Regions from separate parts of the Homo sapiens genome. Here region 1 is linked to region 2. A link is an interaction called in ENCODE POLR2A ChIA-PET data of the cell type or tissue named here. Cell type or tissue: PC-9. All regions are shown on one strand. Each heading gives the region's core, and the rest is flanking DNA. Links, peaks and the distances in the headings are about the cores only. Region 1 overlaps DUSP10 (dual specificity phosphatase 10). Region 2 has its middle 200 kb from the start of LINC02817.

The links. Peaks named below come from ENCODE experiments on the same cell type or tissue, not always from the same donor. Only the 100,000 strongest peaks of a DNase experiment are listed, where the experiment ranks them.
Region 1: POLR2A ChIA-PET joins it to region 2 with 5 read pairs; 2 of 35 experiments call an interaction of 5 or more read pairs at or near these places.

What each region holds. Positions count from the first base shown.
Region 1 is chr1:221,696,553-221,712,379 of GRCh38, forward strand. It overlaps DUSP10 (dual specificity phosphatase 10), which reads right to left. Exons shown (of 4, transcript NM_007207.6): 3 at 9,543-9,914; 4 at 4,872-6,125. The coding sequence ends at 5,860. Among named protein-coding and RNA genes, the nearest start is that of DUSP10, 38 kb to the right of the region's middle. RefSeq lists enhancers at 11,457-11,566, 15,800-15,827. In PC-9, for the core only: no CTCF peak of the experiment used is centred there; a DNase peak (open chromatin) is centred at 7,879; H3K27ac peaks cover 1,126 bases.
Region 2 is chr1:221,529,517-221,545,343 of GRCh38, forward strand. No RefSeq gene overlaps it. Among named protein-coding and RNA genes, the nearest start is that of LINC02817, 200 kb to the left of the region's middle. In PC-9, for the core only: no CTCF peak of the experiment used is centred there; no DNase peak of the experiment used is centred there.

The sequences.
Region 1 (15,827 bases), core at 4,838-9,837, 170 kb after region 2:
TGGTCCCCAAGGGAGAGATGCTTCTACTAGGAGATACAGCAATGATTCCATTAAGATGGAAGTTGATACTCCCTGCTGCCGACTTTGGGCTCCTTATGCTAAAGAATCAACAAGCAAAGTCAGATATTGGTGTATTGGCTGGGATGACTGGGGAAATTGGATTACTACCAGATTATAGGAGTAAGAAAAAGTGTGCCTGGAATTCAAGATCATATCTTATACTCTCAAGTCTTGTAATTACTTTTGTTGCTGTAACGAACAAAGTAAGTGGAAAATAACCCAATGCAGGCTCAATTGCAAAAGCTTGGATCCCTCAAAAATGAAAACTGACATCACCCCAACAGGCAAGAAACCATGACTAGGTGATGTGCTTGCTGAGGACACAAGTATATGGAATGGGTAGTGAAAGAAGGAAGTTATAAATACCAGCTATGACCACAAGATCAGTTATAGAAATTAGGATGGTAAGAATTATGAATATTTATTTTTTGATATAAATATATTTGGTTGTATATTAACCAATTCTTTTTTCTACCCCATCCACCATCTAATATAAAATGGGGTAATAATAGTCTTTGTATTAGTTCCCTAGGGCTGCTATAACAAAGTACCACAAATTGGGTGGCTTAAAACAACAGAAATTTATTTTACTGCAGTCTGTATGCGAAAAGTCCTAAATCAATGTGATAGTGGGGTCACTTCCTTTTTAGAAGCTCTGAGGGAGAATCTGTTCAATGAGTCTCTTGTAGCCTCTGATGGTTGCTGGTAATCTTTGATGTTCCTTTGTCCAATCTCTGCCTCCATTGTTACGTGACATTCTTTGTGTCTGTGTTCAAATTCCCCTCCTCTTATAAGTACACCAGTCACTGAATTAGAGCCCATCTTAATCCAATATGACCTCTTCTTGATTATATCTGCAAAGACCGTATTTCCAAATAAGATCATATTTACAAGGTTCAGGGTTTAGCACTTCAACATGGCTTTTTGACAGACACAATTCAACCCATAATATCATTATATCTCAGTATATTCAAATGACATGACATCGAAGGGAAAGTGGATCTTAGCTAAAAAAAGACTGAATATCATCCCAAAATGGACAAAGTAACCTATGAGGCTATGTATCTTTTTTTTTTTTTTTTCTGTGGCATCATCTCACTCTATCACCCAGGCTGGTGCAGTGGTGCAATCTCGGCTCGCTGCAACCTCTGCCTCTTGGGTTCAAGTGATTAGAGTAGCTGGGATTACAGGCATGCACCACTATGCCTGTCTAATTTTTGTATTTTTCGTAGAGACAGGTTTCACCATGTTGGCCAGGCTGGTCTCGAACTCCTGACCTCAAGTGATCCACCCACCTCAGCCTCCTAAAGTGCTGGGATTACTGGTGTGAGTCACTGCACCCAGTCGTCTTTTAAATGTGTTTTCATCTGTAGAACTGATAGTTGCATCATACTACATAGAAGCATCGTTTTGCTAATGTCTTCATTTGGAAGTTATATTTAGTTAAGAGAAGTGGACATGGATGCCAAGTTGGCAAGGGATGGACTTTGGTAGCTTTCTACAGTATCAAATTGGCTAAATCAGGAGCTATATTTTCCAGAATTTCCTCTCCTGATTCACACTGAGTTAAGGTTAGCCTTAGGGGAAATTTGCATGAGGTTGGAAAAGCAGAATTGAAGCAGCAACCATTTGAAGGGGGCACCAAACTCTATGATGGCAAGCACACATTTACCCTGATGTGGTGACTCACCTGGACTTAGCGCAGCAGCTGTAGTTGAAGCTCCCAAAGCTCTGTCTTCAGCTTTGCCAAGTCCTATGCTAGGTACATGTTCAGCTCCATGGCAGAGGGCACTAGATCCTTCTGGAAGTCACCCCCATTGAGGTTGGTAAAAGGCTGATGTGGGTTCCAGTTTTTCCTCCTAATTCCAATTCTTTGTTCTTCTCTACTTCATGCCCAGCTTTTGTTACTGGTGGCTGTGCTGACCCGGAGAGTTCAGCCCATTATCAGACAGATGCAACACACTCCCATTGACTTCTTCACCAGATCCCACACTTGCCTGAGGTCTAATCCCTGGAATAAACCCCTCATTCTATGTCACTGTTTCTGCTTCTTATTAAACACCGATACATGCACCTTGTATCAAACACTGACAAAGGTTGTCACGAAGGAAGAAATCAGGAACCACAGAAAGCACTGGTGTTCATATTCCACCACCTCAAAAAGGCAGGAAGTCTTCTACAGATAGGTGTGATTTGGGGCACTTCTGAATTATGACCCATCCTTCTGGGTGCCAGTGCTAAAATAGTCATTTTCTACCACCCTTCATCTGACCTCCATTCATATGCAACAACTGTCTCCAATCAGAGCTTGAAACCAAACAGCAACTATATTTCCTGATATTTCATGTTTGGGGAAAAAAGCATAAAATAAAATGTGTTGTGACCTATTTACAAGAGCCTGTCCCCAAATAATGTGAAGGCCATCATTGATTGATCTCTATTTAACTTGGCTCATTGGACTTCTTACCATCAGAATATCTAGTTGAGCAATTTATTAGCATTCTATCTTAGTCAGCTTCTGGAGTGTAATTCAGGTCCTAGTTCCTTACTCTGACATAGGTTTTTTTCTTTTCATTTTAGCCTCCCATTTTCTCCTGTTTCCCGTATTACGAAAGGCCATGTTTCCCCTTTACTGCCAGCATGTGATTGTGTGGTTGTGTACATTTTTTCTTGAATATTTCCCCTTGTACATGTTTTTTGTCAGCTTCCTTGCCCTACCTCCCATGATGCCTTTCCTTATCCAGAAGACACTGGCACAAACTCTTTCAAGAAATGAAAACTCCCTATCATGGTTCACATGCATTGATTGGAAAAGTATTAACTATTGAAATAAATGTAATATATATAGAAACCTAAAGCTACTGTTTTGTTCAACCTAAGATAACAATGCTTGCTGTATTTCTTTAAATTAGTTACAGGTTCACTCTACTAAGTAATTAGATTCATTTAATATAAAACAACCGTTGCTGGATTCTGAGAATGGTTCATGCGTTGGTCAGGGACTTGGCTTTCTTGGGGAGACACAATTATTTCCTAGGGCAGCCTTATAGCTCCCAGACAGCTAGTGAGGCCCAGCAACATGTGGAGTCTGGTTTCTAGAGCTATGGCTTGGTTAATCTGTATTATTTTCATGAAGTGGTTAACATTCCTTATGAAGAAATGGAGGCTAAGTGACTCACAGCAGATTAGTAGAAAAGACCTGAGTCCCTCTCAGAATCTTTGGTATTCTGGTTGGCAGGATTACTGTTTGCCCCAGGATAGGCTTTTCTCTCAAAATCATAAACTTCCAAAAACATAAATCATTTCCATGTGGATAAAGATGAGAAACTGTATTGACTTTTCTCTGTTTTGTTAGAAAGAAAGAAAAAAGAGAGAGGGAAAGAGGGAAAGAGGCAAAGAGAGAAAGAGGGAAAGAGGGAAAGAGGCAAAGAGGGAAAGAGGGAAAGAGGCAAAGAGGGAATGAGGCAAAGTGGGAAAATGGGAAAGGGAAGGGAAGGGAGAGGGAATGGAAGGGAGAGGGAAGGGAAGGGAGAGGGAAGGGAAGGGAGAGGGAAGGGAAGGGAGAGGGAAGGGAAGAGGGAGGGAAGGAAAGAGGGAGGGAAGGAAAAGGAAGGGAGGGGAACAAAGAAAAAGCAGAAGGAAAGAAGGAAGGGACAGAGGGAGGCAATATACCTTACATGCTATCAGAAATTTAACACTTAGACTTAAAATAACAAAAAGAAATGTCTGCTAAATTACCATGTATTTTAAATCACTAATTATATATCAACCTCACTCCTTAAATACTCTAACACCAAGGAAATTGTTAGCCTGAGGAGTAGAAAGCACAAAGCAGAGATTTGCTTTTCACCTGATTAACACTTTCTATTAAAATAATCTAAAACAGCTGTTAATTCCTGTTAAATTCAGTCTCCACTTTTCTATAAAAGAAAAATTTAAATTATTTTTGGTAGAAAAGCTATTTTTTTAAATGTCAAAAATATTTCCTAACATTTTCAAGCCAACATACACAAAATTATTTATGTCAAATGTTGTCACATAGAATCCAACATGCCAGATTCTTCAACTCTTTTATTCACCCCAGGCAAATTTCAGTTTGCCATAAATCTTCCTTATGGCCAAGTCCCACTAGACTTTTAATTTAATGAAACACAGAAAATATTTGCATTGTGTTTTTCCCATACCCCCAACCCTCCATCAACAGTGAATTGGGAACCCAGCTATGCATTAACCCAGTGTTATAAGGAAGCTGTACACATGTATGGAGCTGAGTTTCAGTTTGCTGGGGAAAAGAGTAGGCAATAGCAATTTGCTGCAACGCATTACATGGTTAATGTCACCAAAGATGCCAAGTGAGCAAGTGACAATGGGGTGGGGGGGTGGGGGGAGGAACATCAAGATCCCTAAATGGAAGATTGTCCTAAGTATTTATCAAATAGCCACTAGGGAGATCACTGAATTCTCACCAATCAATCTGGCAGGGATTTGGTCACCAAGGCGCAAAGGCAGATGGGATCCCCTTAATGCAAGCCTTCCCCGATGCAAAAGGAATGATATTTGCAGGAGAGGATGACAGCATTGTGAGAATATAAGGGACAGTGACTGGGCAGATCAATACTGGAGCTCTTCCACTTCCTTGCTAACTCTGTTTCACAGTGAGAAAACTGGATATGTTCCCTTCCTCATCTCTCTTTCCCTATATAAAAATCTGTTTTATTTCAACTTTGTTGTATATGCAAGTTACCAGAGCTTAAGAAAGGCTTGAACCTGAGTTAAGGTAAAAGAGAGGGGAAAAAAAGACACATCCTAAACCAGTTTCATTTATATAATGAAAATAAATTTTTACACAATCAACAGAAACACACCAAGATTTTTTTTTTTTTTGCGAAAAATATTTTTAAATAAATTTTTTTTTCTTACATTCTGATATACATATGTAACAAGGTTTATGGCACTGTAACCAGAATCAAATCAGAAAAAAAAAAAAAAAAGGAAAAAGGTGGGAAGGAAAGTATTTGATATATTGTTGAATTCCTTTCTATCTCCAAGCTGGCAAATTTGCACTATTTGTCTATCATTCAGCTGCCAGCTCTAACTTGTTTGCACACTTAAAACATCATATTATTGCACAAGAAGCCAGTGAAGGCATATAATGGTCAGTTCCTCACTATTTCAAAAAAAATCTCTTAAACCCAGAGAAGGAAAAAAAAAAAAAATCCAGAGCATGAAACACACAAAATCAAAGGTATCCTTTTTCTCCTTAAAGAATGCCTGAAGGATTCTTAGACCACTTAAGCTGCCCTGATCTTCTCTTTGCACCAGTGAGCACAACAGGGCTTGGTTTGGTTGGGTTTTTGTTTTCTGTGTGGACAGCCCAGGTTGATCCCAGGCCTTGGTGATTCAATGTCTTTTCTATTTACTTTTGGTTCTTTTTAATTGGTTTAAAGTGTGTAGTATCTTCGGTCTATGAACCTGCACAGACTATTTAGTCATAAACTCTACAAATAGCTTAAAAGGAAAAGGGGGAGAAACAAGTTGTATTATATTTTTATTGTTGGCTTAAAAAAATTACTTCTTTAACCTCCTTAATTTGTCAGTTTGTGGGAGGTGAATCTCAATGGCATCAAAAGTTATAGTCTTCTTACACTTGTTAAAAATAAAGTGTTTAAACAAGTTTGTTTCCATTCACAAACTTACTCCCAACTACAAAAAAAAAAAGAAAGAAAAAAAACCAGAATCCATCCTCCTTCCTCATTGTCTCCTAATGGAGAGCAGCAATCCTTTCCATCCAGACCATTGTCACACAACCGTCTCCACGCCCATCAGCTTTGGTGTAAGGATTCTCGGTGTCACACCGTTGTTTAGGTCTTCCTCGAACTCTAGCAACTGCCCCATGAAGTTAAGGTTTGGGGAGATAATTGGTCGTTTGCCTTTGACAAATTTATAAGCATCAGTCATGGTCATCCGAGTGTGCTTCATCAAGTAAGCGATGACGATGGTGGCGGAGCGGGACACCCCAGCCTGGCAGTGGATGAGAAGCCCCTTCCCACACTGGTGAGCTTCCTCTGAAAAAAGGGAGAAAGACAAGAGATGAAGGGAAGATGGAAGAGAGAGGCACGGAGAGAGAAACTTTCATCTCAACTTTGCAATGCCTTATTTTGTATAGAAATAATGAATTAAAACAGTTTTAAAGCCAAGTATAATCCACTAGTTCATTACGTATACTTATGTCACAACTTCCAGAACTGGCTAAAGTTGATATCAGCACGAACAAGAAGCTATACATCTACATTTAAAGAGAAGATTAAATGAAAGAATTGCTCATAGGAACAGTTTGCTGCACAGGTGACAGCAGTGGCCGGAAGCCAGACCTATAACACAGTTAACTTTCACGTTGAACAAGCTACTGATCAAGTCGACTCTAACAGTCACTGAACCTTCTCTCAAATGTCTTGTTCTCTTTTTTTCTGGAATTACACTACTGAAAGAAAAAAAAAGAATGAAGGAAAAGGAGAGAGGAAGGGGAAAAATTATACACACACATGAAAATATACACTCACACATATATATGTATATGTATGTGTGTGTATGTGTGTGTGTGTGTGTGTATATATATATATATGCAGTTCCTCTTTGGATTAAGGATGTTAATTCCAATTTTCGGTTGTGTGACTTAACAAACCTAGTGCTAGTAACAACTCTCTCACTTGTAATAGAGAAAAAACACTTTCTTTATTCTATAGAATTGCTCTGTACAGGAACGGGCATTAAATGGATAAGAGTTTTAGTCTTACTAAACCCTGATTAAGGTTAAAGGAATAAAGCTTAACTAGGAAGATACTATGTTCAGCTTCTCCCCAGAAAATCCAGTTGTTGCAAAGTTAACTAAAGGCTAGTAGTATACAGGCCGAGGGTGTCACCTCTCAAGCATTCAATCCCGTTTGCTTCCATGTATGACATTCCAGTGTGGCAATAATGCAGAAGATGGAGGAATCCCAGCAATGGCTCAAAATCCAGAGCAATTGAAAGAGGAAGACTTGCTAAGTTTTCAAATATATTAAAAGCTCAGGACAATAGCATGTGGGCACTACCTGAACAGATTCTTAATGACATTTCTAGACTCTAACACATCCCTAAGAAAGCTTCCTTGAAGGAACACCAATTAGATAAACAGGTAGGGAAGGAGAAGGGGTAGAGAGAGTAGTGATTTCACCTAAACTACATCTACTGGCTACCCACCAGTGGACCAAGGAAAAAAAACCTGATGTAAATTTTCATCTTAAAAATTTACAGATGAAGTTTACTTCTCATAGTCAACAGTATTTCAAGAAAAGTAAGCATCTCTCTTTTTCAACTTTTTCCCTTCAGCACACGGTATTTAGCTCCAAGTCAAGACCAGAAAGCATGGTGGTGAGAGAATGAGCTTCTGAGTGCCTGGCTGGACCACCGGTTCCACTACACACACTTGATTCAGGAATAAATAAACTGGTATAAACACTAAACTTAGATGCTGCTCAGCTTATATTACACTCTCAGTGAAAGCTATTATGTTTATAAAACCTGCTGTGTTTTTACTAAAGCAAGACTGTAAGATTTCAGTTTATCCAATAATATAACAATGAAAATAAAATTGTGCCTATGCAGGTTGTGATATGGAGTTGTTCTTCGGGCTGAATGCTATTTGTTATTGGTTTTGTTTTCCTTAAAAAAAAAAAAAAAAAGGCAGGTAAGCCTGAATAATCTATAAGGAATGTGAGAAGGAGCTTTAGTTGAAATCCTCTTAGAACAAGTATATCTTACCCTACTCATTAAATAGAAAACAATTTCCTAACTTCCTCCAACTGGAGTTAAGTCAGATGGAATCTCAGTCATAACATCACATCATGTATCAACCAGAAGTTCCTCATATGCTTGTTGAGAAATTTTTCTTCCTCAGCGCTCCAGGTTTGGCTCAGATTTTATTAATAAAGAATCTGCAGTATCTCTGCATCCTCAGTGTTGCCAGTTGGGAATTACTTAATAGGGCATCATAAACATTGCCTTAGTGTGTTGTGAAAAGGCCTCAGGCTTGGGAGTCAAAAACCCTGGATTCTGGCCCCTTCTTGGACACTAGAATTCCTATGACCTTGAAGAAGTCACTTTACTTCTCTAAGTTCAGTGATCACCCTGAATTTCCTTTCAGACTCAATATTCCATGGTCCTGTGCTGACGGCATAATTAGCAAGGAAAACAGCTTGGCAAAATGACCAGAGATGTCAACACTACAGCAAATCCACCAGACCCCACTGGCTGTTAAACCTGAGGCTGTTTTTTTCTTTCTCTGACAAAGGAACACCCCACTCCACTTAACTGTATTCTTCCTGGAATAACAACCTGCTGTAATATTTAGGAAAAGTACTAGGCCACCCCTTTATGGTAATAAAAGTTGAAGTTACGTAAAAAAAAATAAATGTTGAGTTTTGCTATATTGCAGGTGCTCCCAAAATGATATTTTGAGTGTTTTTTTTTTTTTTTGAGACAGAGTTTCACTGTTGTTGCCCAGGCTGGAGTGCAGTGGCGTGATCTCAGCTCACTGCAACCTCCGCTTCCCAGGCTCAAGCGATTCTCCTGCCTCAGCCTCCTGAGTAGCTGGGATTACAGGCATGCACCACCACGCCTGGCTAATTTTGTATTTTTTTAGTAGAGATGGAGTTTCTCCATGTTGGTCAGGCTGGTCTCAAACTCCTGACCTCAGGTGATCCACCCGCCTCGGCCTCCCAATGTGCTGGGATTACAGGCATGAGCCACCGCGCCCGGCGATATTTTGAGTCTTATAGCAGTTTGGGGCTATAGAAGTTGCAGAAATTAAGATTAGGATTAGGCTAATAGTTGCTTCCTTCTGGGGATCAAAGCGTGCTGTTGCTAAAACTTCCTCCTTGGGAACTACTCCGTCTACACAACCTGATCTTTCCTAGTTCAATGAGTTTGGGGCAGACTGTCAAAGGAAACCTAGTACCATCTCCCCTTATGCTGGATGAATAAGGCTTAGTAGGGTGACCGGAAGGCATAGGTATGTTTGGAAGGGGTGTCATATTCACTAGATATTGCTTCCAAGGTGCTCAACGGCGCTAGTAGATCAAGTAGCAGTAGCACCAGCTCTGACCTCCGATTCCTTACTTTCCATCCACTTTTCTGGTTACAGAGCACATAAATGCTAACCCCTACCACTATTTCACTGAGAACTTGAGGGATGAGGATTTCTAGTTGAACAGATCCCAACAAATTCAATTACTGTCCTTTTATATCCATCCTGATGGCTTGGATACACTCGACAGGCTATGACTTAGGAGAATGCTTAGGCTGTTTCAGGTGGCAGAGCCCTCCAAAACTCCAGGGCAGCTTTTCTTTTCCAACACAGGAATAAACCTTGAACTTGATATCAAAGCAAGAGCTGGAGGGAAAAGGAAGGCAGCGGATGAAAATTCCCTATGGGAGATAGTTACCAATGAACTCAAAAGCCTCTTCAAAGTACTGCCGCAGGTTCTGCTTGTTGCTGTCAGTGGCTGGCAGCCGCTTGTAGTTGAACAGGCCTTTCTCATAGTGGTAGAGGGGAAGATGAGTGGTGACGTTGATGACGTAGCCGATGTTCAGCCGCTGCATGGTGTCCAGGTCCTGAGCATCCTGCTCATTGCCAAGGAACAGGAAGGGCAAGATGGGGGTGAGCTCAGCGTTCTCGATGTCAGGGGTGGTGGGGATGGGCTGAGGTAGCAAGCTCGAGGCCGCGGATGCGCCGCCCCCCACCTCCCGGCACTCTTGGAGCTGGAGGGAGTTGTCACAGAGGTTTTCATGGTTCTGCTTAAAACTACTAAGTCCACCTAGAACACAAACACAGAAGGTGAGTGTGACTGAGATTTCAGAGCTGGCAGAGAATGCCACCTCCCCATTAGAATGAGTTTGCATTGTAGCTCATGCATATTTTAAATACATATATAAATATGTATTTAAGCAAAAAAAATAAAAATAAAAATAAAACAAAACAAAACAAAAACTAAAAGTCCATTTGGAGACCCAAGACAAGCTTCGGGGAGTATCACTGCATGGAACACTTTGGAAATGTGCTCTTTCTACAAATGAGGGCATGTTCCCCTAGCAAGAGTTCCACGCGGCATCAGGCAATCTTCCTCAGCTGCAAATGTGACCTGCCTCAAAGAGCCATATGCTCAGTGGCCTACATAGAACCCTGTGCTTTGGGAGCCAAGAAAGGCACAGATGACCTCCTCGGGTGGAATCTCAGCACCACAGGAGCATGTCTTGCACCCTTCATAGCTCACCTCACCCAGAGGGACAAGTTTGCTCCCAATACAGCAGAGTGGTTACAAGCAGGAACATTGGAAGAGACAGGTTATCTTGATTATAATCTGGGTACCATCATTTCCTGACACTATTACTTAAGTTCATTTATCTCTGTGCTTCAGTTCCACCATCTGTAAACTGAGGGTGATGGTGTCTCCCTTTGAGTGCAATTGTGAGCCTGAGATAAATGAATACGTGTAAAATACTTAGCACATCTCCTGGCACACAGTAGAACTCAGCAGGCATTCACTATTTTAATTTATATTATTTATATGATTGCCCACAGGTGAAATCAGCAGAGAAGTACTTGGAAAAGACAAGCCAGGGTGGGGTGTGAAGGACTGCTCTTATAATCTTTTTTGATATTCTCCACGTAGGGCCCTGACATTTATCAACCCTGACTTTCAGTAGAACAGAATGTGAGAGCAGCGCGGTTGCTTACTCCTCGACTTTCCAAGGCTTGTGGGCACATAAACCCATCAAGAAACCTCTTTTGGATGTGTGAATGCATGCTTTTGAGCTTACGGCTCTGCTCTGCCTCCCACGAGTTATGGGTCTAGTATAAAAAGCTTATAAACTGTGCTTATTTCTCCATTTTTAAAATGCAAACCTTCCCCTGAACAAGTGCAATCTCACTTTTGGGAATGGATCTTAGGGAAATCATCTAACCAAAGATAGTTAGCTAGATATATGGAGATGTTCACTACAATGTTATCTGTTTTATATATATTTTAAAAAGGCCAAGTAAAACACAAAAATAAAAGAAAAAAAGTTATTACATTCATTCCACGGAGTATTATGTAGCCTTTAAAAGAGTAGTTGCAAAAAGGATGTGAAAATAAATAAAACATTTTGGTTTAATATTAAATTTTTTAAAAGCTAAGTAAAAAACATTGACCAAAAGCTGAAGAACTGTACAAAAAACGAACAATTGTTTAAATTAGGGAATTTACGGATCATAGTTTATTGTTTAAATTTTCTGCTAATATTTTTACACACAATGGCATGCACAGATAAACCCAAAGGATTATTACAAAGCTCAAATTATAATAATATACATGTAAGTGCTATAAAATCTGGATTGACATTATTAGTGCCAACTGAGCTCTAACCCTACTCAAACAGAACTAGATACACTCTGGCTTTCCCTTTGAAAAGAGGGGGAAGTGGAAAAGTCCTATTAGCTGAAAGCCACCAGAACACAACATCTACCCTCAAAGACAGATGGCTTGTGGCTGTCTTGATAGTTCCAGGAGATAAGGCAGAAAACCCAAAGCATGAACAAGAGACGGTTATGTTGCAATAAGGACAGGAAGTCTATCTGTCCACTAGCCTCTGAGCCTGGCATATGTTCTTCTCCATTTCAAGTCTCATCTTTGACAAACCACAGCGGGAAACTCCAGACCATAACCTAGACCGAGTCTCATGACTTTTCACAACCAATGGACCCGGAGCTGGCTGTGTAAAAGAGAGAAATCATATTTTCCTTAAGGTATGGTTATGATCCAAAGAAAACTCAAAGGGCAATATTATGTTCACTTTACTCATTGAAAGTAAGAAGTCAAAACCTACCCTAGCTTTTTGAAAAGAAAAACAAGAGCTATATACGAATTTCAGTTGATTTCTAGAATTAACCTCTGCCCTTACATATGATAGTTTATTCTGCTAGGCAATTATGACAATAAAGTTTGAACCTGAAGAGATAATTCTGAAGTAGAAGAAAGAAAATATGGAAAATAACTTCACCAGTGAAGACTTAAAAAATAAATAAGATAAAAACTACCCATTGTCATCATCACAGCCTCCACAAAAGGGATTCTGAAGAGTTAAAATCTGCTCAGCTTCGCCTCCACAAAAACCCAAATTCCACACAGATTCTGTGATGGGAACCTAATTCACTTTTTTCTTCAAAAAAGGCAGTTGTTACATTTTTCCATATAAGATGAGAGGGAAGAACAATAAAACAAATTCAAAAGAAGGCTCTAAAAGCAGGGGAAAAACCTCTCTGTTCTTATTTAGGGTACTCAAGCTGTAATTTGTCTTAAAAGCAGCTAGTTTAAAAAAAAAAAAAAAAACCAACACATGCTAGAAAACCCCACACACAGAAAAAAGCAGCGTCCAGCTTTTTAAAATTCTGCCTCTACACCTCCTTTCTCAATGACATCAGCTGGAGGCTCCCCACCTGCCCAGTTGCCATAGCAGTTACACAAAGACATACAATGACATCAGTTGGCATGATATCAGCTCTTTGAGTGCAAACAATACAAGAAGAACTACTTTGTTTAAGGCCTTTGGTGCAACTGTGTTCTGGGGAGCCAATGATGTAATGCTAACAGGTGGCATGGGCCTTCCATTTGCCTAATGGGGGGAAAAAAACCCGTGGCGGAGTGGGGGGAGGAGGGAATTTGAGACAGACACACAGAATGCTCCAAATCACAGAGCATGCTTATGTGCAAAAGTATGGGTGCATTGTATGTTTAAGCCATGTAGGAACTCTGTTCTTATAATATTTGGAGGTGGGAGGGGTGGGGGTGGAGAGAAAAGGAGATATTACAATTTAAACATATAAGGTAAACAAGGAAATTCTCCTTGAGGGGTCTGAAGAAATAGTCTCCTGTTCAACTGCCACTCTGCTAATCAACTTGGGCATCAGTTTTCCATAAGGCTTATGCACAGCTCTGTACTGCAGTTAAAAACTCTCTCTGTGGACGGTGCTTAAAGTAAAAAACAACGAGTGGAAGCTCACAGTGGTGGCTTTTTCCAGAGAAGTCTGCAGGAAGGATTGTTTTCTTCTCTTGGGGAAGGGTTGAAATTGAAATCTGGAGGGGAGGGGGAAGAGTAAAGCTAATCTGGTTTTTCTTTTCCAGTTACTTTCCTCCGACCCTACCCCATCAAGTATCACCAGAGGCCAAAGTGACTGATCACTTAATGAGGAACCCTGATGATGTTATGTTTATTACTATTTAAGAATATTAGAACATGATAATTAACAAACAAAGCAGGAGCAGTGTAGCATGGAGGTTAAGAGCAAAGGTCAGAGACAAACCACACCTAGCTGCAGTTATGATTCTGCCTCCTAGCAGCTGTGAGACCCTGTGCAAGTCAGGTTCCCTCATTAAGCCTCAGTTTACCAATCTATTAAGTGGATGTAATATCATCTACCCATCAGGGTCATAGTTCAGGAAGCCTATGTAAAGGTTTTGATACACGACCAGGTATTCGATAAATAATGTCTTATTACCCCCAATATCATCACCTTTGTTCTAAATTCCAACAGATCTATGCACACGCATAGTCCATGAGAGCCCTAAGTGCAGTGCAGTGATTCAGAGAAGGAGTATTGAGGCTGGACTTCTTGGGTTTGAATCCCCAGCACAGCCAAACACTAGCTATGAGACCCTGGGCAGGTTTCTCACCTGTCTGTTCCTCAGTTTCCCTGTATACAAAACAGGGATAACAATAGTACCTACCTCACTGTACTGTTGTAATGATTAAAGTGGTTAATAAAGTACCTTAAAACAATGTCCAGCACATTGTAAGTGCTTTTTCTTTTCATCACTTTGGGAAACTACCATTTTAAAGATCTAAAAAAAAAAAAATCTGCTTAATATAAAGACTCTATATAAGTAAACTAATGTTCCTGAGTTTTTACTTTTAAAATTTTATTTAACAAAAAAGAATTAGGAACCAAGGTATCCGAGCAGTTTTAAAGTTTGCAAAACATACTTTTAACATAAAGAAAGCAACAGCTCCCTATTTTTCCTAAACAAATATATCTGATTTCACTTTGTTGGTCCTAGCTTTCCTAACAAACACTGTCTTTGCATTTCTGGTTTTTCCACAGAATTGGATTTTGAAAATAAAACTGTTCTTCCCTCCTTCTTCCTTTCCTCTAATTTCTACCAAGGTGGCTAACTTCCTTATGTGCACAAGAGCCTGCAGTTATTAGTGCGAACATATTGTAGCCATGAGCAACAATGCTGGGGTAGGGTGAGGCAAGGCGGGGTGGGGGGGCAGCAAACATTTTCAAAGCTTATGTCAAAAGTAGGTTCTCTGCCAAAATGAGTATGGTCAGTACATTGATTCTAAATGGCAGCAACAAAGAATACCTAGCACCCCTAAAGAACTATATGTGGAAATACTGCCTGCCAGTTTCTTCTAACACACGGTCAGTTCAGTGACAGTCCTACTGAAGCAATGGATTCTAGTTTTAGTGGGAAACTTCTCTTTATAGATGCATTTCAGCTCCTGTTGCTGTTTTGGCGACTGCAGTCCTAGAAACAGAAGAGTCCTCTGTAATGTGATTCAGAAGCAATGCGCTGGGTTGTGAGTTAAAGAAACCACATCCAAATGCAGAATCTATAAGCAAGAGATTTTTATACTCTAAAGGTGGACAGCCCTTTTTGGTCTTATGCTAAGCTAGAAAGTGAGCTGTTTCCAGAAATTTAAGGAACACTCTCACTGAAGGTCAGCAAACAGAAGTAATGTCCAAAGACCAGGGGGAGGGGTGTAGGCTAAAATTGGACTCTTCTACAGTTTGCTATAAGCATATTGATCACCCCTCTCTGTTGCCTAGTTTTTCTTACTGAGTAACCAGTCTTTTAAAGTAAAACAGTACCTTGATGATAGTGGTTAAGATCATAGACTGGAGCCAGATTGCTTGAGTTAAAACTCCTGACTCCTATCACTTACCTTGTAACCTTGAGCAAGTTATTGATGTCTCTGCATCTCAGTTTACATATCTGTGACTTGTAATATAATAATTTCTATCTCACAGAGCTCTCAATATGGATAAAATGCTACATGAGAGTTAGGTGTTTTATTATAAGTGGGAGAGACATTGCTGTAAGTTGCATACTATTTTGTTTATACCAGGAACAGATGGATGCTATGATATACTCCATGGAAACAGAACATCAGAGCCACTCAAGATTCTATAAGCACAAGAATCTGTGGAAGAACAAAGCCTGGATGAACTGGAGCTGATGTCAGGCTGCCAAGGCTGAAATCTTCTTCAAAGACAGGGTCAGAGTCACTTCATAAGTTTCAGGGCAGAATATCACCTATCTTAACAGGAGAAACATGTGGGGTGGTGGTGGGTACCAGCTCGATCCACAAAGATTATTTCTACTTCTTGTTTTCTATGAAATGTTCTTTATACTCCATAGATGTGATTGGGTATTTTACAGTAGGAATTGGGTATTTTACAGTAGGGTATTTTCAAGTTCAAGATGAAAATCATTCCTACTGTAAAATACCCAAGGAAGTATTACTTAAATTGTCTTAGGATCTTGCCCCCAGGGAACTTGTATTTCTTTCCCAAGAAGAGTAAAGGGAGGCCCTATCAAACAGAGGCAGAGAGAGTTGAATGGGAGTGCTGTCTCACTAGGTATAAGGTATGAAACAAGAGATAAAGAAGTATTTATCTTACTCAG
Region 2 (15,827 bases), core at 5,149-10,148:
TTCCTTTTTTTTGAAATTTTTATTTATTTATTTATTTATTTATTTATTTATTTGAGATGGAGTCTCGCTCTGTCACCCAGGCAGGAGTGCAGTGGCACAATCTCGGCTCACTGCAACCTTTGCCTCCCAGGTTCTAGCTATTCTCCTGCCTCAGCCTCCCAGGTACCTGGGACTACAGGTGCGGTGCCACCACGTCCAGCTAATTTTTGTATTTTTAGTAGAGACAGGGTTTCACCATGTTCGCCAGGATGGTCTTGATCTCTTGACCTCCTGATCCCTCCACCTCGGCCTCCCAAAGTGCTGGGATTACAGGTGTAAGCCACCGTGCCTGGCCTGAATGCCTCCTTTTAACCTTAGTCCCACATCTATTAAGTGGTCTCTAATTATGCACTCTGATGATTTGGTTTTTGCCAGGATCCTGACTCATGTATTTTCCTCAACTGAAGAAACATTGAGAGTGTGCAGCATCCTGACCCCACTCCAACATATGCTAGTTTCTCTCCAGTCCTATCTGACTGCTTCCCTCATGTGAAGGTGAACAAAGTGTCCATCTTCCTACCTCTGCCTGGGCTCCGGATCCCAGCCCCACCCGCTGCTTTGAGCATCTCACACTAATAGCTGTGCTTTGTCTCTCCTGGATCTCCATCTTTCAATTTCAGTGTGTGCTTTCAGAATTTAAATATGCTCAAGACTCTTACATATGAAAAACAAAATAAGAAATCACTCTTCTTCAACTCCAGGGTCCCTGTCTCTTCTTCCTTTACAGAGAAATTTCTTCAGCCATCTTTCTACTTAGAGCTATCTCTCATTCTTTTATTTATTTATTTATTTATTTATTTATTTATTTATTTATTTATTTATTTATTTATTTATTTATTTTGAGATGGAGTCTTGCTCTGTCACCCAGTCTGGAATGCAGTGACGCAATCTCAGCTCACTGCAGCCTCTGCCTTCCAGGTTCAAGCAATTCTCCCATCTCAGCCTCCCAAGTAGCTGGAATTACAGACATCTGCCACAATGCTTGGCTATTTTTTTGTGTTTTTAGTAAAGATGGGGTTTAACCATGCTTGAGGGCTGGTCTCAAACTCCTGACCTCTGGTGATCCACCTGCCTTGGCCTTCCAAAATGCTGGGATTACAGGTGTGATGTCTCTCCTTCTTAATCTCCCATTCTACATCCAGGAAGAGTGGGGCTTTTGCACCCATCACTCCCAAACTGCTTTTGCCACAATTGCCTACCACTTCAATGTCACTGTGTGCAATGGATATTTTTTTCATTATCACTTTGCTTACAGCAAGAGGTTCTGGTGATGTTTCTTTTTTTCTGAGGTCCCTTCCTCCCTTGGCTTCCACAACCTCACATTTTCCTGGTTTTCCTACTATTTCTCTGGGCATTCCCTTTTAGTTTTATAACTTGGCTTTTCCTCTTGACTCATCCCTTAAATATTGGTACTTCTTTGGGTATTTCTTTGCTGTTTTTGTTTTGTTTTGTTTTGTCTTAGGAAATAACCTCATTAACCACCAAACTGTTGGATGCAAAGTCCTCAGAGTCACTCTGGACTTCCTCCCTTCAACAGGAAACTTCATAAAAAGCCCTATACACTCCAGCCCCTCAGCCCCAATGATCAAGCCTGTGCTACTACCTTCAGCCTTCTCTGCCCCATTTTCCTTTAAGCCCTGAGATGCTCCCGCACCACTGGACTAATCTCAGCTGTCCACGCCTCTGTCACACTCTCCCTTGCCTCCAGGCCTTTGCACATCCTACCCTTCTGTCAGGAGCACTCTTACTTTTGTTCATCCCCTCAAACTAAAATATATTTATTTTATGCTTTTGTTTCTCTTCAGAATAAATCATTTGCCTTTTAAAATGTATTTATTTTTCAGCTTTTAACATAAAAGTGACTTCATCCAGGAGTCTCTTCTGGATAATTTAGACAAGCTCAGAACCCCCTCCCCCTGCTCTCTTCTCTCAAGTCCGCATCCTTCCCCCAGTATAATTTTATATTCACAATTATTTAACAGTTCATCTCCTTCTCTAGACTCTATTCACCACAGATTCCCCAATTCCAGGCACGTGGAAGTTACTCTAGTTAAATGATGAAAGGAAGTTAGGAGAACCAGAAGTTTCCCATGTGTACAATGATCATATTCCTAAGGCAAGTTTTGGGGCATACATATTTAACAATGTTTGATGTATATGATGCGGTCTGATGGATCGAAGATTTGAAGTCAAGACTACCCAAGTTGTTAAAGAAAATGAAAGTGTTCTTTTTCTGTTTGTTTTTTGTGTGTGTTTTTTTCTTAATCTGGAAGGTGTTCTTAAGGGCATGAAGTGTGTATGAAGGGGAGGGGGCTCAGAAAAGCAGGACCTGGGTCATTCCTCCTCTCTCTCCTGTCTGTTTCTACCTTCCTTTGTGCAAGCTTATTGGGCCCTTAATTATTTTCTACCAAGTTAATCGAACCTGGGGCCAGAGATGATTGAGAAGTAAATGCAAAGGGTCCAAGGCAATTCATGGGCTGAGTCCCCTAATACATCCGCACACTTCCCTCCCAGCCTCACACAACCTTCCCTCTTCAGTCAAGCCTCCCATTCCCCAAGCTCCCCTACCTCCACCCAGCTCTCAAATATAGGATGTCTTAAATTATTCACCCTCACACTTTTCCTGGTGGCTCCATTCATGCCCATGATTTCAACCTCCACTCCCATGTGGAATAATGCCGATGCCCAAATCTTTAGCTCTCACCCTCAGTACTCGCTGGGGTGCCAGACCTGTGTGACCAGCCAAATGCTGATTAATGATTTCCAGTTGGGTGTCCTCTGAGGCACCTATTGTGTCCAGAAATAAATTAATCATTTTTCTTTTATTCCACTCTCTCTTATCTTCGTTCTACAATATCCCAATAGAAACATTAGAGTCATGACAGTGATAATGAGAAACATTTTTTTAATGTTAACTATAAGCCAGGCACTGTTTTAGGAGTTATGTATATATAAACCTGCTTTATACTTAAAACCCCATTTTACAGATGGGCAAGTGAAGCATAGACAGGTAAAGTAACTTGACCGAAGTTTAAGTCAGAAAGCCAGGATTCAAACCAAGAGAGTTTAGATAGAGAGGCTGAACTCATAACCACTATGCTATGTGCCTCTAGAAGGATTAAGTGTCTTAATATTGTTCCTTTCACTAGTGAGCAGGATTACTGAGGATTGGGTTTCTAACTGAATAAACTTTTATTTCCATCACCCAGTTTCGTGGTTGGTAAATAGTGGTGTATATTGGATAAGTAAATAAAGAAATGAAGGTGTGCAGGAGATACTGGAAAAGTAGCTATGAAGTTAACCACAAGTCAAAAAAAAATGCATTCTAGAAAGGGATGCTCTACAGCCTCCTATTTCCTCTACATTGCACCTTCTCTTTGGGTATTAGGGTTTTTAGAGTCCCAGAAGACGTCTATAAAACATGGCACAATGGAAGTGGAGGTGGAGAAGTGGAGGGAAAGAGAAACAAACAAACAAAAGGCATCATCCCTTCTCTTATCACTTTCCACTTCTCCAGGCTTGTATTTGTCACATTGAAACAGAGTTTGGTATTTTCATTGTAGTTGTACAAGTATAGTTTGTTAATCTCAAGAGGAATAAAATATAGCCATATAATTTTATTTCACCAGTAGAGAACCAAATAATAATAGCGAATTCTTAAGGAACTATTTTGAGGTTCTTAAGGAACTATTTTGAGGTTCCAGGTGTTATGCTAAGCAGTTTCTAAGCCCATGGGCATTATTATCAGTTCTAATATGCAAGTGGGGAAACTGAGGCAAAGAGACTTGTTAAGGAGCTTGCTCCGGATGACAAGGCAAATGCCTGGCGGATAGGGATTTGGACACAGCCTGTGAGCCCGTGAAACTTCTGCCCTTCACCCGCAATGCTGTAGAAAGGCTTCCCGTGAAAATGGGCTTTTAAATAATCTGAACAGTGATGAACTGGGGATGGGAGGTAATGCGTCATTGGCAATATTTTCCCATTTTGTGAGGTGCGGTGAGAAAAGCCTGTTTCTCAATTCTATGGTAGAGCTTTCTCCATTCATTTTCTTGTGGTTTCATCAGCATACAACATGGGAAGGCAAAGGAAGGGAAAACAGCCATAAAAAATAAAAACAAAACCTAAAGTAAAGCCTGTTCAATCAGCTGAGGCTGCCATTAATTTCAATAAATATCCAGTTAAATTCATTGACAGGCAACTTATGAATCTTGGAGAAAAATGGATCACTTCAAAAATCTGCAACCTTTTGGAGGCTTGCTGAGTAATGTGATTTTTCAATGTAATGATGTTTAATATTGATTTTAATTTGCTGAATATGCCCTGGATAATTTGGAGCATCTACGGGGTTTAGTTTGCAGGTTGCCTTTCCTTTTAAGGTGTTGAAAACTGTAAAAGGAGAATTGATTAAACTGAGCATTCATTTTAAATATACTGGCAGAAAATTGCTTACTCCTCATGACTTCAAGCATCTGAATATCATGTCTAATGATCAGGGTTGCTTCTGGTTTGGTTTTTATTACTAGAGAATAGTCCATCTGAACAAAACCTGCAAGTAAAGTCTACTCATTTCTCTTCAATTTTGACGTTAAAGCCACTGCTCAGAATCAAATATGCTTTGAGTTGTTTTACTAAACACTTGAATTTAGGTAAGCTGTGAGGATATAGGAAAAGATAAATTCAGTTTCTCCCACTATGCTTCTGACACCAGCTGAGTGTATATGTTGTGGGGTGGGGGTTCCCCAAACACTGAGAAATTCCCTGGCAGAATCTCCCATGGACACCAGTTGGGTGTCGTCCAATTCAATTCTGACACTACCTACCTGGAGATAGGGTCAGACCTAACAGGTTGAGGGCTCAGTCCATAAGACACATGTCCCCCCTCCCCGACTTAGGATGCCAGTTGCAAGCCCAAGCTGTGGCCTGTGCTTCTGATCAATTGGCTGTAAATCAGGGCTCCCACAGCACCCTCCTTGATCTGACAAATTTGCTAGAGTGGCTTACAGAATTCAGGAGAACACTTTGCTTATGTTTACTGGTTTATTTTAATGGATATTATAAATGATAGAGATGAGCATCCAGATGGAAGAAATGCATACAGTAAGGTATGGGAGGAGTGGCAAGGAGTTTCCATGCCCTCTCTGGGTGAGCCACCCTCCAGGAACCTCCATGTGTCCAGTTATCTGGAAGCTCTCCAAACCTTGCACTGTTGGGTTGTTATGGAGGCTTCAACACATAGGCATAATTGATTAATCATTGACTATTGATGATCAGCTCAAACTTCAGCTCCTCTCCTCTTTCCAGAGGTTGGAGGATAGGGCTGAAAGCCCCAAACCTCTAGTCACCTGCTTGCTTCCCTTGGAAACTGGTCCCCATCCTGATGATATCTAGGGGCCCACCAAGAGTCACCCCAGTAGAACAAAAGATGTTTCTATCACCCATGAAATTCCAAAGGATTTAGGAGCTCTGTGTCAGAAAATGGGGAAGAAGACAAATATATGTATTTCACAAAATAGCATAAGCTGAGACCAAGAAAACAGCAGCCCTTTTTATATATTTCAATAGCCAGTTTTATACATTTCTGTATTCCATAAGAGGAGAATGTTTCTAAAGCAACTGAGGAATATTTGACTTCTTAATTATAATCTCTCATTGCCCCTATGATTCCATTTCCCCCACCAGTTTTCTAAAATTGTGTCAGAAGTCCAGGAAGACCTCAGGGTACATGTATTTACATTCTTGTACAGGTATCCAAGAGCACCCAAATATAAGAAATAGCCAAATAAATTCAGTCTACTTTGGGTCCTAGATATAATTCTGTCATTTCCCCCATATAAATTAGCGTATATTTGGGACTTAATCCACTTCAGCTCCACAGACCTTTTACCAACAGATCATTCTGTTTTCATGTTGCCAGTATGACTCTCTTACACCATTACATACACACACACACACACACACACACACACAAATGTCAGAAAACAAAATAAACCATCCTCGGTGAAGAAAATCATTTGCTCTTGTCCTCTTCCTGTTTTTTAATTCCTGGAAGCCTAAAGAGGAATAGGGATGAAATGTCTGTGTAAAAATGTTAACAACTATGAGGAAGGTGTACTTTGGTAGATATCGTTTGTTGGTACTTAATAGTAACACATTACTTTTTAACTGTCGCATGTACTATAGAGTCTTAAAGTTTAGAAACTACATTTCCCAGACATCTTTTGCGTAAATTCCGCCAATGAGAGGTGCTTACCTGAGATAGAGAAGGTGAAAGAGAAGATACTATTCGACTACGGATGTTACAGGAAGATGCGGGAGGGGTTTGCAGATGATTTTTCAGAAGACCTCCTAGGAATCACTCACTTTGTTGCAACAGGTAGCAACAGTTCTTGGCTTTTGGTGCTTTGGGCATCCTCCTAAGAATCACTCACATTGCTGGTAGCTCCCCTGCTCTTCCAGCACTTCTTAGTATTTAGAAATCAGCTTTACTGACTTTTACTCCTCCAGCCTTCCTAGAGATGTGTAAGCCTCTAACACACTGTGTTAAACTTCTTTTACCTCTAAAAATCTGAAGTCATTTCAGGTTTCTATGACCAAACCCTAATGGATAACAGGTTCCCAGATTTCTAAATATTTGAAGTAAAACTCATTATGAGATAATACTTTAGAAACAGAAAGAACTCTTCAGTTCTTATAAAATGGGTTACTGAGATATTTTGTTATCCCTAAGTAAAATGATATAAAAACTATCAGTGAATTGCTAACACAAAATTCTTCTCAGACTAAGAATTCAAAATAGACAAGTTTCACCTTAGGGAGTATAAGTGCCTCATATGAATGAAAACCTTGCTGTGTGCCAAAGTCTTTTATCTCTTTCTGAATGTCTCTGCTTTCTCTGTTTTGTGTTAGTATTGTTTGTTGTTATTGTTCCAATATCTCTATGGCTTAGCTTATTATATGGCATAGAGTTGTTGTACAATAAATGTTAGTTGAATAAATTCATGAATGAATGTATGAATGAAAGTTGCTATGTTTCAAGTGCAAACTCATTTTACAATTTCTTCTACATTTTCTAGTCTTCTTAGTTCATTTGAAATTCTCTGTCTTGGGGAGTTTAGGGACAGCTGGTGAACCTGGGGATTGACTATGACTACTCAATCTTTATTTATTCATTCTTGTATTAAACACACTGATTATGTATGGACACCATTCTAGGAAAAGGAGATACAGTGCTGATTGGGGTACAGTACCTGTCCTGGAGGATTGAGTGGAATGCAGTGCAGGATGGACACATCATCACTTAGCTAACACTTTTATGGCCAGATAGAGTTAAGAATAAAGCATAATTACAGATTTGGAAAGATAATCTGGTGCCTATATTGTATATTTTTAATACCCCCAGTGGAATCTCACACAGCCCTCCACAGCCACACACAATTTTTTGGCAGCAAAATGCATGACTATTCTTACCAAATGGAGTAAGTTTGCACTAAATTTAACATTTAAAATACCTAGATTACAGGGATTTGGGGATGTTATGCTTGTAGATAAAGTGTTTGGATTTGTACAGTTTTCTATAATGCAGTATAAAGAAGGCAAAGGGAGGCAAATTGCCTTGGCACACTGTGTGTGTGTGTGAGAGAGAGAGAGAGAGAGACAGAGTGTAATGGGGGAGTATTCCAATCTTGAGTATGGAGAACAGGCTTCCCAGAGCCCAAAAGCTAAGTGGGAGTTGGTCAGATGGAGGTAATAGGTTTTATAGGGAGGAGAAAGATGTTCCTGGCTGAAGCAGCATGATGTAGTAGGTGTGTAATGTGTAAAGTTCTTGGGAAAATGGCAGCACAATGTATCACTGAAACTTCCAAGTCTTGTGATGAATTGAAAGATGGGAAGTGTAAAAAGATGAGGCCACATCCACCCAAGTTGGAGAAATTAAGGGTAAGAAGTGCTAGGTCTTATTCCTGAATGAACTCTTCTTCTTCATTATCCTGAATGAAGGTCTTATTGCCTGGGCTGGCAAAGTTCCACCTCCTCAGTAACAGATCATGCTAACATCTCTAAGCTGCAAACAAGCTGCCTCCCAACTACAAGATGGCATTGCCATGAGCTAGCAACGTAGCTCATGAACCCAAACTTTCTCTCAGACTCAACACTGCCCTGCAAACTCTCCTTTCTGCTTTTCTAGCAACCTGGAACCACAGTTTTCCAACTATCTGCTTTACAACCAGGCTCTGAGATAGACTTGTCATTTCAATGTCTTTATTGTCCAGAGTTCTAATTCATCCACTGCAGCTTACAACCATTGATGTATGTAATTCAGCACTTTAATCATCTTTGCAATTTTAATCATAGGGTTAAATGATTCAATTTTCCCGTCCACCCCATTCACTTATAAATATGCCAGGAACTGTGTTTGTAAGTTGAGTTTTGCACCCATCTGCAAACATATTCTTCATTTACAATTTCATTTTTATTTTCAACATTCCCCCGCCGCTTTTTGAATTAAGTAGAAATAATGGCAGCTGGTGCTACTTTTGGTGTTTGAACCTGAGTTAATCATGAATTCATCACTTGCTAACAGTAACATCAGGAAAATTATTTAACCTCTTAGATGATTTCTGCTTTTGTACAACAAAAATGTAAAAACACAAGATGTACCTCACTGGGTTGTGGTCAAGATGACCCAAGTGAAGTGCCTGACTCATGCTGGGTGCTCATTAGCGGCAGATCCCTTCCATAATATAAATACCCCCTCCCTTGTTCATTAGAGTATATTTTGTGTGGTTGTTAATGGTCATATTATCTCACTGGACTCATGGAATAAAGTTTCTTCTGAATTATCTTGTGTCAATCAATTTGGGAGAAATTAGTTCCTCCAGTAGAAAACCAGAATTTGGTTGACAAATCTTGTACAGGTGGGTGTAGAAATTTTTATTTCCCTTTGATCTGCATTCCCCAGGATTTGGTCTTTTTAAAGACGAGTTTCTAAATATGGACTCCAGCCTAGTGGATAATATGCTTCCATAGGAGGTAGATCAGGTAGATGGGAACATGCTTAAAGAAAGTCATGTCTGTTAAGTGAGATGATCTAATTCTGAGTTTACGTGCATGGCGCCCCCTGCAATTGGACAGTGCACAGTTTATGCCACCATAATGTGGCAGTGTCACCTGGGCTTGTTAACTTTGTGTTATCCCTGAGGCTTTAGTAAAGTTTCATTTCACTGTCCTAGACTTGAGTTAGCTGTGCTAGAGGGAATGAAAGTAAAAGAAGGAGCATTAAATGAGAAACAATCCTCCATAAACCACCTTTCCAAAGCAGGTAGGTGGGAGCAAAGTTAATTAGTGAAGGAAGATGAAGAAAAAAACTTGGAAGACAAGGGTTGAGGTCATGAGTTATGGCTTCTCCTTCTTTTGTAAAGCCACTACTAGTCACAGTGTTAATATTTTTAGAGGCAGTTGTGCTTTCCTATTAAACATCTTCTTCCACAACTTTTTTCTTTTTAGTTCTGTGAGCATTTTCTCATCTGGATCCTGCTTCTAACAATGATCCTAAATAGGTTCTTTGAGGGAAGCTAAGTTTTTTGTTTTTGATAGAGACAATCTCTAACTCATGATCTTAGAGCTTACAAAAAGGGTAAAGAACTAACACGATTGCTATGGTTCCAGTGTATATGTCCCTCCACAATTTGTATATTAAAACTTAATTGCCAATGTGATAGTATTAAAAGGTGGGGTATTAAAAGTATTTTAATATTTGATAGTATTACAAGTATTTAATCACCTCGTAAAGAGGTGTAGCCTTATGAATGGGATGAATGACCTTATAAAAGATATATAAGAGAGCTGATGTCTGCATTTGCACTTCCAGCCCATCTGCCATGGGAGGACACAGCTTTCAAGGTGCCATCTCAAAAGTAGAGATGGGGCCGTCTCCAGACATAAAATCTGCTGGCACCTTGATCTCGGACTTCCCAGCCTCCAGAGCCATGAGAAATAAATCCCTATTCTTTATAAATTACCAAGTTTCAGGTATTTTGTTTTAGCCACATGAATAGACCAAGACAGTGATTTATCAACATCACATCTCTGTGCTCTCCTCAGCCTCCGACCTGCTTTATTATCTATGATTACTACAGTCTAGGAACGAGCACTACTGTTGTTATAAGAAATGTCAGCTCTTTAGGAACCTGGTGAGTGACCACAATGACTGGAATATGGCTACGCTCAGTGGAGCTTGCTGTCCTTCTGGAAGTGAATTCTGTTCTCTCAATTTCTATTCTGTGGAAATATTTCCAAGGAAGAGTTGGAGTTTTCCTCCGAAGTCCCTATGTATCCTGCACACATTTTTTTGGAGTTTTTCTCAGTAGCATAGAGTTCGAATAAATAAAACCTACTGTTGAGAAAAGATCCCGCATTCATAACTTTCTTTACTGTTCATCCTATAAAATGGCGTATATCTTACTGCTCTCCCCAGTATAGCTCCATTTGTATACACAAATAAAAAAAGAAAATTAAAAACTTTATTCCACATGTTTATTGTTATGCACTATATTAAGAATTTTACATATATTGTAATTAGCCGGGCGCGGTTGTGGGCACCTGTAGTCCCAGCTACTTGGGAGGCTGAGGCAGGAGAATGGCGTGAACCCAGGAGGCGGAGCGTGCAGTGAGCCAAGATAGCGCCACTGCACTCCAGCCTGGGCGAAAGAGCGAGACTCCGTCTCAAAAAAAAAAAAAAAAAAAAAAAAGAATTTTACACATATTGTTTTATTTAATACAACCTCCCTATGATGAATAAACTCTTACTACTCTCAATACAGAGATGAGTGTCAAAGAATTTAACTGCCCTACATAAGGTTAACAAGTAGTTGAGAAAGAGTTCAACCACATATCTAATTGATCCAAAGCCCATACTTTTAACTTCTATACTTATTCTAAATACACTACTGAAACAAAAATGATCTGAATTTAAATGCCTCTGTTTATTTGCATCAACAATTGAACTTGTTTGTATAAATGTTGTGGCATTGAACAAAATTAAAAAGCTCCAAATGAAGCTCAGCCATACAGACTCCAGGTACCCATTCATTATACAATACATTTTTCTACCACTCAACATTCAAAGAAACATCCCTTTCCTGACTGGGCATGGTGGCTCACGCCTGTAATCCCAGCACTTTGGGGGCCTAGGCAGGCAGATTGCTTTAGCTCATGAGTTCAAGAGCAGCCTGGAAGACATGGCAAAACCCCGTCTCTACAAAAGATACAAAAGTTAGCTGTGCATGGGTGGGATGAGGTGGGAGGGTAGCTTGAGCCTGAAAAGTGGAGCTTACAGTGAGCTGAGAGTATGCTACTGCAATCCAACCTGGGCAATAGAGCCAGACCTTCCCTGAGGAAAAAAAAAAAAAAGAAAAAAGAAAGAAAGAAGTTTTCCTTTCTTTCAGTGGCAGCACATCTGAGCATTCTGCCTCTTCTTCTTCATTTCTTCTCTGCCCATGTCTTCTCTCCCCTCTTCCTCTGGGTATCTGGCACAAGGTCTCCTGGCTTGATGCAATGTGAAGTTCACTCCGGATTCAGTCACATCTGAGTCCTCGTAGTGAAGGCTTGAAGTGACTCTTCCAGGCTATACGTGCATGAGGAACCTAGGAAGCTATTGGCGGGGAAAAAACTAATCTAAGGAATTAGAGAGGCCTATAAAACTGTCCTGGTAACACTACCTCAGTCATTAAAGTAAGATGCCAGAGAGAACAATTCTGAACACTGGAAGGTATTCCATGACTCTTTTCTTCCTTGGACTCAACTTCACGGCCTCCAGGCTGACTAGGGGGCAATTTAGGGTAGGTACAGGCTCTGCAAGTAGCTAGGTCCAAATGAATTGTTTTTACTCATATCTGTGAGACACAGAGTCCAAAGCAATGTGGTTTTTGGTACCCGGGGTCACAGTACAGGGAAAAAGATATGTGTTCACTGGTTGGCACTGATGCATGGAGGATTTGAGAAACCACGATGCTGCTTGGATCTATTAAGGCTTTGACTATGTAGCAGTACATAGGGCCTGGCTACGACAACTGTGACGGCAGGTCCCACTTACAGAGGTCAGGGGCAAAGGCCACAGTGGTAGTAGCAATGTTCCTAATGCCCCAAGGCAGAACCCAGGGTGACCTGTCAGTGGAAGTGTGTGTCTCACTTCCTTGTGCACTTACACACGGCTTTGCTAGCAGGAGTGTGAGGGACTTACAGACGGCTTTGCTGGCAGGGAGTGTGAGCATTCAAGAGGCACCATTTGCAATTATCTAGGGATAAGTATCATGCTCGGAGAATGGTTGGATGTTCTGCAGGACCTGAGAGGTGGGAAAGAAGAGAAGTGCTGCAGAAATGTTTGAGTTAGACATGTAACACTAACTTGCATAGTTATTCTCTTTGATCCTTACAAATACCCACAGAAATTTGGGTTGTTATTTCCATTGTATTTGTGAGGGGGCTAAGGCTGGGTAAATTGTCCACGATCAAATAGCTGGTAAGTAATGGAGAGAAGAATAAAACTTAGATCCTCTGACTTACCATTCTTTCCTGTAGCCTTCCTACTTTCCCAATCTCAGGAAAATTATTATCTTCAATAAATTGTGGGTTTTTTTTTTTTTTTACCAGCAAATTAGGCTTATGTAATCATACTTTTCCTTTTTACATTGACCATTAGAAATCTGAGTTGAATTTTTAAAAATTGTACTGACAATATTAATCTAGTAAGTTGATATGTTTACCACAATTTTTTCCTAAAAATTTTCTAATTTCTGTTTTTCTTTTAACTGCTTTTTGTTATACCTATCTTTTGTTGAAAGCCACTTCAGACCTTGGAAGCAAATGGGATATTCTCTTTACGTAAGCAGAGAAAGAAATCTGGAAACCAAACTTGCTACCTCCAGAGTGTGAATCAGATTGGTCATTCCCAGAGAATAAACTGAGAAATTCCAAGTGAATTGGGAGATATCACATAAACTTTGATTTTTTTCCCATAGTCTTAATGAATTTTGCTGATGTCTTGATATTCCCAATCTCCCCTTTTAATCAACGTTATGTGTTTGAGATAAGTTCGGCAGAGGTTGGAGGATCAGACCTTAGTCATAGAACACAGGAGAGAATATCTAACAGTCTAATAAATGCATATAAATTAAATACATACTGGGCAAACCACTCTAGATTTGAAGTATTAAAATCTGGGGAAGAATCACAGTTAAGCTGGTTGACTGGGCACTTCTTGACTTAATGAAAATTTGTCAGCAAAAGGCTACCATACGAGTTAGGGAAGGTGTACCTTAAGCATGTCTTGAATGGCATGACTTTGTGGGTGAGGAAGATAGTGTTTGCTATGAAATAGTAACAGGAATAGACATGTCACACACAAGGGAAGAATAGCAGTTGTTCCTAACTAGAGCTTACAGTATGGTCCAGGAAGGTGTGGAGTTGAGTTAGAAGTTCTAGGGGGAAGAGGAGAAGAGCTTAAAGAAAAAATAGGAGTTAGAAGTGCCTGTGATGAACTCAAAGCAAAAGCCATCTGAGAATGGAAAATCTCATAAAGGAAGGATGAATAGGAGTAGGAAAAACCACTGAACCACCATTATCTACCAGACAGGTATATCATCTATGCTTCAGAAGAAATCTCATCAAACATGCATGTCAGGACTGGGCTGTGAATTGCAATTAAAATATTTACACAGAGGGAGAAAACTAATTTTTTTAAATGATAATGTGATTCTGTGAGGGTGATGACACTGGTGGTAGTACAGACTTTGGATCTTCCTGAATTCCCACCTGAAAATAGAAAAAGCAAATAGCAAGCAAGCCAGCGAAAACATGGAAAGCATTTACAACATAATGAGATGTCAAAGTAGCCCCATGAATTCCAAAATACAAGCAGTTGGGGATTAATGGTCAACAGCCAGAAGACGGTGTGATATTGACATTGTGCAGGAAAAATAAAAAAGGAAGCAGTGGAGGTTCAGATAGACCTGGGAGGAGGAGAATCCCTAAATAGCTAAAAGATATTCACCAGAAAGTAATGCAGACAATTTGAATTTAGCAGGGTTTCACGGTTCCACAAACAGGTAAGTGCAGGGATCTCTGCTAATTTCTCAAGGGGTAGACATATAACCTAGTCCCTGTGAACTTTTGATCGTAGCCAGCCAGGACAGCGCTCCATGACAGGGTGCCAGACTTACTGGGGGCAGAGCCTAAATTACTTGGGGCAGAATTAAAATGTACCAGCATAAACAACAAAGAAAAGGGAAGGTTTCCATGAAAGTCACATGGGAAACAGAGCCCTCTAGCTCCAACATTTCACAGAAGCAACAGAAGAGGGAGCTCTGTAAGCTTAAAAACAATAATAAAAGCTAACCAAACCAATTTATTTGCCTAAAAGTGCAAATAAATTAACTTCGCAGGAAAATAAACAACAGAAAAGTATAAAAGTCAAATATCACACAGAATTAAGATAATAAAAAAGAGAGTAAGAATCAGAATAACACCTCTACAGACAATGAAATCATGCCAGAGACATGTTCCAAGAATGGATTAAAGTTTTAATATACTATTTTAAAACAATTAAAAGGAATTTTTAAAAGTACATTATACAATACACGAAGGACACATAAGGGAAAAAACACATAAATAGGAGACATAAGAAAGACTTCAAAATAAAAGAAAAAAACACTTTCAGGAAATAACAAAACTATAAAGTATGCAACAGCAAATAAACATGACAAATAATGCCTTAAGAGAAATAGAAAATGAAAAGAAAAAAACTGTAAAAACATAAAAGAATTAAAGTACGGCCAGTGCTGTAATCCCAGCACTTGGCGAGGCTGAGGCAGGAGGACCACATGAAGTCTGGAGTTCAAGACCAGTCTGGCCAACATGACAAAACCCCGTCTCTACTAAAAGTGGAAAAATTAGCCGGGCATGGTGGCACATGTCTGTACTCTCAGCTACTTGGGAGGCTGAGGCACGAGAATCACTCAAACCTAGGAGGCAGAGGTTGCAGTGAGCTGAAACAGCACCACTGCACTCCAGCCTGGGCAAGAGAATGAGACACCATCTCAAAAAAAAAAAAAAAAAATTAAAGAAAGTTATAAAAAGATTTTTGATAAGTATCAAAAAAAAGAAAAAGACCTAACACAAAGAAATAGAGGTCTCCAAAGAAGAAAATTAAAGCAAAGAAATAGAACAATTAATAAATACTGTCAGATAACTTACCTAAAATTAAAACATTTTTTAGAGAGTAGAATGGTGGCTGCCAGGGGTTAAGAGAAGGGAGGAGTAGAAAATTATTGTTGGAAGGGTACAGAGTTTTAGTTTTGCAGGATTAAAATGGATGGTGGTGATGTTTGCACAACAATGTGATATACTTAATGTTTTCAAACTATACACATACAAATGGTTAAAATAGTACATTTTATGTTATCTATATCTTATCATAACTGTAAAAATTAATTAAAAAGACAAAACACGTTTTTAAAAAGTGGGTACATCTAAACCATAGTGTCTCAGTGATTAAACCCAAAGGAAATGCAAGGAAGTTATGACTATAAAGGATGCTGGCTATGTAGGAAAGATGAAGGGGGCTGTGACTGGATAATGGGATGAAGTACCCAGAAGAGTGTTTTGAGGAGGTGGGCAGAAAAGTTCTATGTATTGACCTAGATGGGAGTCACAAGAGTCTTGACCTGAAAATAATTCACCATGGTATACATTTGTATCGTTTAGTTTTCTATATTCAGGTTTTATTTTAAAATAGA